Linked DNA regions of Mus musculus: region 2 is linked to region 1. Evidence: chromatin loops called from intact Hi-C (ENCODE). Cell type or tissue: left cerebral cortex. All regions are shown on one strand. Each heading gives the region's core, and the rest is flanking DNA. Links, peaks and the distances in the headings are about the cores only.

The links. Peaks named below come from ENCODE experiments on the same cell type or tissue, not always from the same donor. Only the 100,000 strongest peaks of a DNase experiment are listed, where the experiment ranks them.
Region 2: it touches region 1 in a loop (4-fold over the local background); 2 of 42 quality-filtered maps call a loop at or near these places.

What each region holds. Positions count from the first base shown.
Region 1 is chr9:112,444,623-112,449,997 of GRCm38, forward strand. No RefSeq gene overlaps it. Among named protein-coding and RNA genes, the nearest start is that of Gm24957, 75 kb to the right of the region's middle. In left cerebral cortex, for the core only: a CTCF peak has its summit at 3,120 (motif pointing right); DNase peaks (open chromatin) are centred at 1,467 and 3,034; H3K27ac peaks cover 1,765 bases.
Region 2 is chr9:113,627,290-113,632,664 of GRCm38, forward strand. Gm36686 (a long non-coding RNA gene) reads left to right here. Exons shown (of 3, transcript XR_379911.3): 2 at 41-167; 3 at 1,110-1,472. Among named protein-coding and RNA genes, the nearest start is that of Gm36686, 3.5 kb to the left of the region's middle. In left cerebral cortex, for the core only: CTCF peaks have their summits at 1,703 (motif pointing left) and 2,564 (motif pointing left); DNase peaks (open chromatin) are centred at 1,218, 1,710, 2,165 and 2,534; H3K27ac peaks cover 4,656 bases.

The DNA.
Region 1 (5,375 bases), core at 85-5,084:
TCTGGTGGATTCAATATGATTTTATAAGTCTCTAGCCATCTATTTTGAAACTATCCCTAACTTATTTTTACAGCCACATTCATGAATTTTGTATGAGTGCATGCAGATGCAACTGCACATACATGGAGGTCAGAGGACGACATGTGGGAGTTAGTTCTTTCCTTCAACCATGTTGGTCCCAAGTATTGAACTCTGGCTGCTGAGCTTGCGGTTAGGCACTTTTACCCACAGAGCAATCTTGCCAGCCCTTGGGCCAACTTGACAGTCTTTGTTCACTGACTAAATATGATAAAAATTCATGATATGGATAAAATACCACGTTTCAATGTGAATTTGCTGCCTCTCCTCGCCTCTGAACTTCAACTTCAAATAAACTCCATCTATCCGTTTTCTTTTTTCCCCTAGAATAGGCTATCAGGCTTTTAAGAAACCTTGTCACATGAAAGACCAGGCTCTGATTGGAGGTATTAGCACAGATCTGACATCTGCTTAGGAAGCAAAGCCACAGCACTTTCTTCCCCCATGGGAGACATAAGGCAATTTGACTTTTATTTCCCATATATGTGAAAGCACACGGGTGGAGTGCTTGCTGAAGGGACCCAACCCTCTTAGGTCTGAAAATTAAACCATGTGTAGCAAATCTCTTATAGGGTTTAACCTTTTAAACTCTGCTACTGATCAGTGGGCAGTGCCATAGATCAGGGCATAGGTTCACGTCCACACTGCTCACACCTATACTGTATACAGTCACACCACTCACACCTATACTGCACACATCCACACTGCATACTCCCACACTGCTCACATCTACATTGCACACTTCCACACTGCTTACATCCACAGCACTCACATACACACTGTACACATCTGCACTGTTCACACCCACATTGCACACATCCACACTGTTCAAATCCACACTGCATATATCCACACTGCTCACAACTCTCCTGCACACAGCCACACTCTACACATTCACACTGTACTTTATCCACACTGCATGTATCCACACTGCACATATCCACACTGCACACATCCATACTGCAAATATGCACACTGTTCACATCTACACTGCACACATCCACATTGCTCACATCCGTACCACACACATTCACATTGAAAATATCCACGCTGCTCACATCTATACTACACACATCCACACTCTACACATCCACATTGCTCTGCCCACACTGCTCACATCAACACTGCAAATATCCAAACTGCTCACATCCACACTGTATATCCACACTGCACATATGCACACTGCTCACATCCACACTGCACACACCCACACTGCACACATCCACACTACATGCAGCCACACTGTCATATACACACTGCACATATACATACACACTGCACGCATACACATTGCACACATCCACACTGCTCTGCCCACACTCTGACTCTCACACATCCCACATTCACTTATCCCTTGCACACTGGTTTAAAAATAAAAGCTGTATCTTTAGCCTGATACAGTTGTGCCAGCCCTTTCCTTAGAGATGAGATTTACATAGCAACAGACCACATGAGCTCCATTCAGTCTTCCTTCCTCCTTTTTTCTGGGCAGCCAGGGCTCTGTGTGGCCTTTGAGCCATCACCTGCTCCTCCAACATCCAGTACCTTAAGGTCCCCTTCTGACCTCTGTGTCCCTCATGGCTCCAGTATGCATGGCCAAGTGACAATAATTGGACTGAATGTGATAGGGACTGCATTAGTACCTACATCACCAAAGTGCACCATTTCAGGTTGCTCCTGGTCTGAGTTAAGCTCCTAGCTGAGAATTTTAGAGAACATGCATTCCAAACTCTCCCTGAAGAATTTCTGTTCATCCCAGTCTCTTTAAGGCATTGGTGGGGTTTACAACTTATTTGGCTTACTTCTCACTTGCCTTCTACATAGATTAGTGTTCAGGCTTCCAAAGGTATCCCTCCAAAATGTACATACTTAAACACAGGCAGCACCTCAGACCTGTCAAACAAACTCCTATGCTAATGAGATTTGCTTGAACTTCTCTGAAGAGATTTTTCTTAAGCCCTTGAGAGTCACAGATCATAGTGGCTGGAGGCATGTAGCATGGTGGCTAACATATTCTAGAGTCTGTCAAAGCTTATACCCTTTACCATGTAAAAGCAGTGACTCCTGTAACAGCTACAAATGCTGAAAATAACAAAAGACCTAAGAGTAGCTTGGGATTCCTTGTAAGCAAGCGAAAACAATTATTGTTAATTTTTCATGTCTACTCTACTTTGGGAAGTGCTGAGCTAAATTATTCTTGCGAGTCACACTGTCCATTTTCTTCCTTTACTGAGTCAATTTTGGTTTCTCATTTTAAAGCTCCTGTCAAAATGAAGTCTGTTATCAGTATAAAGCTGCGGATTTATTTTTTTGTCAGGAAGGTAACCGATGCAGTGACCCTTTGCAAACTCAACCATAGACGGTCTTGTCTTACTCTGACTCCTGCTGAGCTATGCTGGGCCTGGAACACCAGGAGTCTCCCTGTGCTGTGTCTCCTGATCCTCTTTTTGTGGTGTGCATAGTTTTGAGCTGATATGCTTGAACAATTTTGGGCTGATATGCTTGAACAGTGGAGGAAGGGATATTCTGTGTGGGGCTCCTAATAACCTTGAAGAATCCAGCATTTGAGGTAAGGAGATACAGATAGAACCCAGGGCCTTATGCATGATAGTCAAACAGTAAACAGCTATATTGTCAGTCTTTAAAAATATAAAAATGCTTTTAACAGACAAGTAATAGCTGTCTATTTATAGTTCTGTGTGATATTTTTATCTATGTATACATTGTAGAGAGTCAGCCAAGCTGATGAATATATAGCCATCACCTCTTTTGTTGTTGAGGAGAATATTTAAAATGAATGCCTCTAGCATTTTATGAAGCACACAATAGACCATTATTAAAATTGGTGAGCATGTGGTGAAGCAGATAACTGACACCCAGCAGGGACAGATTTAATGGAGCTGCTGAGCTTGGCCTGTTGCCCTGTATCTTCCAGTTCTACAGAGAGCATGGATCTGCAGCAATGGCAGAGAGAAGGGCTGCTGTGCTTTGAATGTGAGTTCTGTACAAAGGCTTGTGTGTTTGAATACTTGGTCTCCAGTTGGTGGCGCTGTTCAAGGTTGGGAAACTCGAGGAGGCAGAGCTTTGTTGGAGCACATGGGCCACTCTGGTGCTAGGGCAGGCTTGAGGCTTTCTAACAAAGCCTCACTTCCTTTTCACCCCCTACTTCCTGAATGTGGATGCAGTGTGACCAGAAAGTTTTTTTGTTTCTGCTGTCTTGTCTTCCCCCACCATGATGGGCAGTTTTCCTAGGGGACTGAGCCAAAATGAGCCCTTTATCCCTTGTCACAGCAACAAGATAGCAACAAAGACAGAAGTGTCCACCTCCTCCCCTCCACCCTGACTGAGATTGTCTGTAGCTAGCAAAATAAAGGACAAAAACACAAACAGAATCTTCAAACAAAGAAGGAAGTAAACACAAACAAATACCTGCAAGCAGTCATCTCCCATCAAATATTCACAATTTAAACTCTGGGGCGCACACTCCTCTACTCACCCTCGATGCTGCCAGTGTCAGGGAAAGGGAGTAAGTTCTTGTACCACCAGGAGCTTGCAAGGCCCAAACAACAGGAATTATACCTGTTCTTAGAAAACTAGACTGACATAAGGAATGAATGGTGAGATGGGAGTAGGATGGGGTACAGAAAGATAGCTCGCCTACAAAAATCTAAGAAACTGACAAAAGTGTAGTCATGAAGACAAGCAAGGTTTTAATGCAATAGTTAAAAATCTGGCAACAATGGAAAGGGAGGCCCTTGGTCCTGTGAAGGCTCAATGTCTCAGTGTAGGGGAATGCTAGGGTGGTGAGGCAGGAGTGGATGGGTGGGTGGGGGAGCCCCCTCATAGAAGCAAGGGAAGGGGCTATAATATGGGGGGGTGTGGAGGGGAAACTGGGAAGGGGGATAATGTTTGAAATGTAAATAAATGAAATAACCAATAAAATGTATTTAAGAAAATCTATAATGAATCAAATATCAAAGTGTTCAATGAAGGCAAAATGAACATTGCTGAATTTCCATTGCCTTAGGCTCTACTGTGGTTAGGGGCAACACCATGAGAAGACATGAGATATGGCTGTGATAGTTTGAATTAGGTTAACACAGATAATTAATAGCTTCTATCAGACCAATGGTTCTCAAGCTTAGCAAATTTAAGAAGCATATATTTAGCTGCGGTATAGTTACTGATCAAAATTTACAAAAGAACATCTTCCCAGTAGTCTTTGAGATGCATCCACGTTCAAGACTTCCCTAAGCAAAGATGGAGGCAGAAAAGGGAAAAAGCAGATTGTATTTGGCACGTGCCCCTCTCTTTTATAGGATTTTTTAATGTCGATTATGGCTTTAGAACTTGATAGTTTTCTTACAGTTTGATTTCTGAATGGTTCTAGTTCAGCAAGGGGGGAAGATTGCATATAATCTTCTACAGAGAAATGTAGCTAGAATTCAAGAGAGAGATTGTTGCTCCAAAGCTCTTTCTGTTGCAGCACTCTGGTACGTGTGTATTTTAGCTTTTTATTTGTAAAAGTTGTAGTGACGCAGATTTAATTAATTTCTGATTGGATGCATGATGTTGGTAACTGCACTTTGAAAATTGAAAATCCTACAGAAACACAAAGTTGATTTATTCTTTAATGCACCCATTACCTATTTGTTTCAACTCAAGAAATCAATTATATTTTATCTAAAGTATTGCAGAGTTGAAGAGAAACAACCTACCATTTGAACACGACAGTTCACAGATTTGTAGATTCTGAATACTTGAATTGAGTGTTTTCAACTCTTCATATATATGTATGCAAGAAATAGATTTCGGCTTGTTTCTAGTATACCATCTGGAATTGTATTGTAAGCACACAAAATATTCTTTAGGCTGTTGTCAAGTTTTGATTTTGTTAGAAATTTGTTCTATATGTATAAATAAATCAAATTTCCTAGATACTCTTTTATCTTCCTCCAGTTTTTTTTTAATTCTTTTTCATTTTGATCCTCTAACCTAATTCTATATGTCATTGCCAAATTTCTTCATGGACACCTTTTGGGTCACTCTGCATCTCTTGATACCTGGAAGTCTAATTCAAGTCTCAGAAGATGAGAAGGGCATTTCTAGATGATATGGAAAGTTTATGAACATGACTGAGCTCTGAGCACTACTGTTACTGTTGGGTAACTCAATCCTGCTGTGATGGTTTGTATGTGCTTGCCCCAGAAAGTGGCACTATTAGGTGTGGTCTTGTTGGAGTAGGTGTGTCACTGTGAGTGTAGGCTTTAAGACCCTATCCTAGCTGCCTGGGGAAG
Region 2 (5,375 bases), core at 50-5,049, 1.2 Mb after region 1:
CTTGCTAATTCTCCATTTCCTTCTATCTGCAAAACTTAAGCAATATACCCTAACAAAGGAGCCAAACCCCAGAACCTGAGGAACAGGAGCAGCCCACAGCAAACTGTGACTGGGTCGTTTGAACAGCACCTTCCTGAGAGAGCGTCTGAGCTTTTCTGTGGCAGAAGGTATATGTCCTCAGGCCGGGGGGGGGGGGGGGACTTAAAAAACAACGTTTAACTAGTTCAGTTTATTTTTCTCTCTCAGAGTACAAAGCAAGTTACTATAATAAAACAGAAACTTTCTTCTTAAAGTCTCTAAGTACTTGTCATGTATTAAGCCTTCCTTTGGGGAAGGACAAGAGAGATCAACTATGTCCTTGGAGTCCCCAAGTTAGTCTTCTTCGGCTGGTAATTTGCAAAATCCTCTTGGGACTTAAAATAGCATCAGAATTCTTTTTCTTTTTCTTTTTCTTTTTTTCTTTTCCTTTTTTGATGTCGGTTTTGTTTATTTGTTTTGTATTTTTGAAGACAGGATTTCTCCGGATAGCCTTGGCTTTTACTGAATTCAACCTGTAGACCACGCTGGCCTCAAACTCAGAGATTTGCCAGCTTCTGCCTCCTGAGTGCTGGGATCAGAGCTGTGCATCACCACCTCCCATCTCAGACGTTTTTTTAAAAGGTCAGGAGAGGCTGGGGTTGTAGCCCAGTTGGTAGAGTGCATACCTAGCATGCATAGACGTTCCAACCCTGGTCCATAGAAACGGGCTATGATGGCCATGCCTGTAACCCCAACACTGAGGAGGCAGAGGGACAAGGGACTTAGAAATTCAAGGTTACCTTCAGCTATACAGCATGTTGAGGTCAGCCTGGGCTACTCGAAACCTTTCTCAATAAAACAAAATAACGTTGAAAATTTAAAAGGTAGAAGGAAAATAAGAGGAAGGAAAAGGAAAGAGTTTAAGAGAGAAGGAAGAGAAAGGAAGGGAGGGAGGGAAACAGGGAGGGAAGAAGGAGGGAGGGAGGGAGGGAGGGAGGGAGGGAGGGAGGGAGGGAGGGAGGGAGGGAGGGAGGGGAGAGAGAGCAGCACTGATTAGATTTGTGCTTCATATGAGTCCCCTGTGTCTTCAGTCCTCAGCACAGAGCCTGGCTCGTGTCTGCTTGTCTTGGCTTTGCTAAAATGAGCACAGTGGATCTCTGAGAGCCTCCAACAAGACACAGCGAAGACATGTTCTCACACCCATCCTACAATCCACAACCCTACTGCCGTTAAGCCTGCAGACGTCTACAGCAATGGCAATCTCACCAAGCCTCAATTTCCGTTAAAGACAGATAGTCACTTGAAAAAATCAGTGTCTAAACTTGAATGCTGAAATCTCTAAAACCAGTGTCTCCACCTATCTGTCATGACCCCAGGTTATTTCAGACAGCACTGCCTTCAAATAGGCTGAAATTCATTCTGGTTTTTGGTTTGTTTGTTTTTTTTAAGTGGGTTCCCAAATAAATTTTCAAACTCTTATCTCCACAGACCAAATAGGCCTGCTTAAACCAAGCACCATATGATAAAGAGACAGGATTTGGGGCTGGAAAGATAACTTAGCAATTCAGAGCACTGACTACTCTTCTAGAGGATCCGAGTTTGATTCCTAACACCCATGTGATAGCCCACATCCATCTATAACTCCAGTTCCAGGGGAATCTGAGGCCCTCTTCTGGCCTCCAAGGGAACTGCACACACAGAGTGCACAGGCACTTACCAGCAGAAGGCCCACATACATAAAATAAAAATAAGTCTTTTAAAATAGAGAGACCAGGTTTAACAAGATGACCCCACAATTCAGGGGGGTAATGGAGCCTTCCTTTGCCTTTTGTTCCAAGCCAAATTCCTCCAGTCCACAGATGGTCTCTAGCCTCTCTAACATGGCTGTCACTGGGTGCCCAAGGGAAATGAAGAACGGAGAGAACCAAAGAAAACCTGAATACTCTTTCCCAGTCTGGTCAGCCAACTATGTGGATGTGGACGGACTATACACCAACAACTCTCGCTCCAGTCTTTCAGGCCAAAGGCAGCAAAAGTCAGCATCTAAGAGCTGTGCAGGTGCATGCCAAGGGCCCACGGTGCATGGTGAGAAAGGATGTTCCCATTCGTGCAGCCTGCCTGTGACTGACGAGTGCTGCAAACTGTCCGGCTGTTGCCTCCCCTGACCTCCGGGAGCAGAACCAAGCGGACGGGGGTGAGGATGGGGGACTTTTTACCCACACCTCATTCTCTGCAGCTTCACCATTTCCAGCTGCTGACGCCCCATCCCTGTGGGGGACAGCATGTGCTTAACATAGCTAGAGGCCAAAAAAGCAAAAAGAAAAGAAGAAGCAATGACAAATGCCCAACTCTCTCATTCCACAAGACAGCCTTCTGGACTTGCCCGTCCCCGTTGCTTTCACGTCACCCCAGCAATCTCCTTTCATGGCTCAGCTGCCCCCCTCCCCAGCCCATGTGGCTTTATCATTTTGTCTTACCCCCTAGACCAACTGCCTAGCAAACTTTTTTCCGACATCCTTCTGCTGCCATCTAGTGTGCACACACTGTCACAACGACTGAGTCCCGGAGCTTCTAAGGTACCCGTTGCCCTGGAAATAAATGCAAGGGGTGGGTTTGTCTCTGTCCATCCTTGCAGGGAAATGTCTATTTCTGGGGACACGCTAGCGTGGTGCATTTTGCTGTGTCCCTGATGCCCCCTCCCCATATAGCCTGCAGCCCTTCCTTTCAGAAGGGCCCCTCTGTAGCAGTTCCTGGATTTTCGGGTACATTCTGATCACAAGAAGATCTTGTTAAAATGCATATTCTATAGCATATTCTCTATAGTAGGATTCTTGCCTGCCCTAGGTGAGGGACAAGGTTTGATTCCCCAACACAAGAGAGAAAGGAAGGTAGGAAGGCAGAGAGAGAGAGGGGGGGAGGAAGGAAGGAAGGAAGGAAGGAAGGAAGGAAGGAAGGAAGGACTAAAAAAATAAAAAAAATAAATAAACCAATTCAGGCAGTGGTCCATGCTTACCCCATCCCACATGAAAACAGAGACAGGCAGATCCCTGAACTCGGTGAGCATCCACCCTAGCCTGCTTGGCAAGTTCTCAGCCAGCAAGAAACCATGTCTCAAAATTGCAAGGTGAATGGAACCTGAGGCACAACAGCTGAGGTCGTCCTGTGACCTCCACATGCACACACACACATACACCCTCAGAGATACGTGCACACACACACACACACACACACACACACACACACACACACACACACACACACACAAATAATAGATTAATTAAAATGCAGATTCTGATGCAGCAGTCAGGGTTGCCAGGCTCTGCGTCTATAATAAACAAACTGAGAGCCACTTTGAACAAAGAGCTAAAGATGGCCGCTGAGGACACAGGAACCTTAGCTCAGACTCTCAACAGCACAGGGGTCTGCATTCTCCATGGGACAAACACAGCGTAGCCTGCTGGACCCAGCAAGCCCTAACACCAGCAGTTTAAGAACAGTTTGAGCTTGGAGGTTGACATCTGACTGCTTCTTGCTGTGCAGCCTTGAGGGGGACACTGACCCTGTCAGAACCTCTTTTTGCCTCAGTAAAATGTAGGAAACCGTATGACCCAGTAGAAAGGATGCGCAGGACAGCCCTGTGTAGCACGGAGCCTTCACCTTTGAGCCAAAGGAAAGCACTAAAGCCCTTATTGCTCTGCTCTTGACTGTGGATTCAGTCTATAAGACGGTGGATATTAAAAGAGAGGGGTGCTTCTGAGCCCAAAGAGCAGACTCCTTCGCAAAACAGGTCAGGAAGTGGAGAGAAGCGGGGACAGGGGCGGGGGCATTCTGCCCCTCTGCTTTCGACTGCATGTTGACTGCTAGTCAGCCAGCCTGGGAGACGTTTGCTCCCTCGGGTGGCACCTCTTCCGGGACAGGTGGGTAATGGTCAATCCTACCCAGTTCCCAAGGTGATGTCCCATTTGCTGGCAGTGTAAGGAACTGGAAGGATAGAAATTATTTCAAATCCATTCTGTTTTGACTACTGTTATTAAAGTGCCCATCTCAACAGTATAAATAGTGTCTGAAGTCTTAGAGTCACCCATGATCCTCTGGGCTCCAAAGGGTTTGGGTAGCCCCATCGCTCTGGCTCTGCCATCAGCAGCATGTGAAGGCTATCACCCAGGCTCCACACCTGCCACTGTCCTTCGTGGTCTTCCCACCAGTCTTGCATCTCCAGTATGCTGGGGTCTCCATGGAAACAGCTTCACCCACAGCCTCATGGCCCCTCTACTGGAACTCCATCCCTGCCACATCGGGCTAAGTCTTGGCTGTTATCCATAACTCCTTCCTGCCTTCAAAGTCAGTACCATGTTGGAGACTCTTATGTATTACCAAGTTTGACTACCAACCTGAGAGGCAGCCTTGGCCACCTCCCTAGACCATGGCCTTCTGAGTGGTGACCCTGACTGAATAAATTCCAGATTTCATTTCAGTGATGCTGGTCTCTCTGTGATTGCAGCTGATTTCTCAGTCCAAGCTGACCAAAAGTTACAGATTGTTCATTCAAAGCATCACATGAATGGCCCCCCTAGGTCTTTAAGGGGCTCTGAGACATCGCTCTGATACTTCCCACGCCAGGCCTCCAGCCTTTTCACTGCTCCCTGCATTGTCTTCCAAGCTCCTACTGCAGCACAGTCTGTAAAAGCTTTCACTTTCTTCCAACCACATAGTCCAAAATCTAAAATCTATGAGGTCGGGTCCATCACAGCAGCATCCCATTTTCTGTTAACAATTTTTGTCCTGGTTCAATTCCCGTTGCTGGGATAAAACACCGACCAAAACCACCTTGTGGGGACAGTAACTTCAGCTCACAGGTTACAGTCTATCATTTTGGGAACCCAAGACAGGACCCTGGAAGGAGAATAGAAGAACACTTCTAACGGTCTTCCTTGCTCTCCATTGCATGCTTGTTCAGCCTGTTTTCTTATACAAGACTACCTGCCTAGGGATGCCACCGCCCACAGTGAGCTGGCCCCGCCCACATCAAACATTTATCAAGAAAATGCCCCCCACACACAGGCCAATTCAGGAGGCAATTCCTCAATTGGGGTGCCTGCTTCCCAGGCGATGCTATTTTATGTCAAAGTAACAAAAAAAAAAAAAAAAAAAAAACAAAAACGAACCAGTGCACCAGTGTTGCTTGTCGGAGGCAGCAACAGTTGGGCAGTCTATCTTCAGGCCCTCCCAAGCTCCTCCTAGCTACGATCATCTTTTATTCCTTCCTGCCCACAGACATCTCAATTTATCCTCTCTCACAAAGGAAAATGATTGCAAGGTCCTACCCTCTTTTTCGTGAAGAGAAAAGAAAACTAATA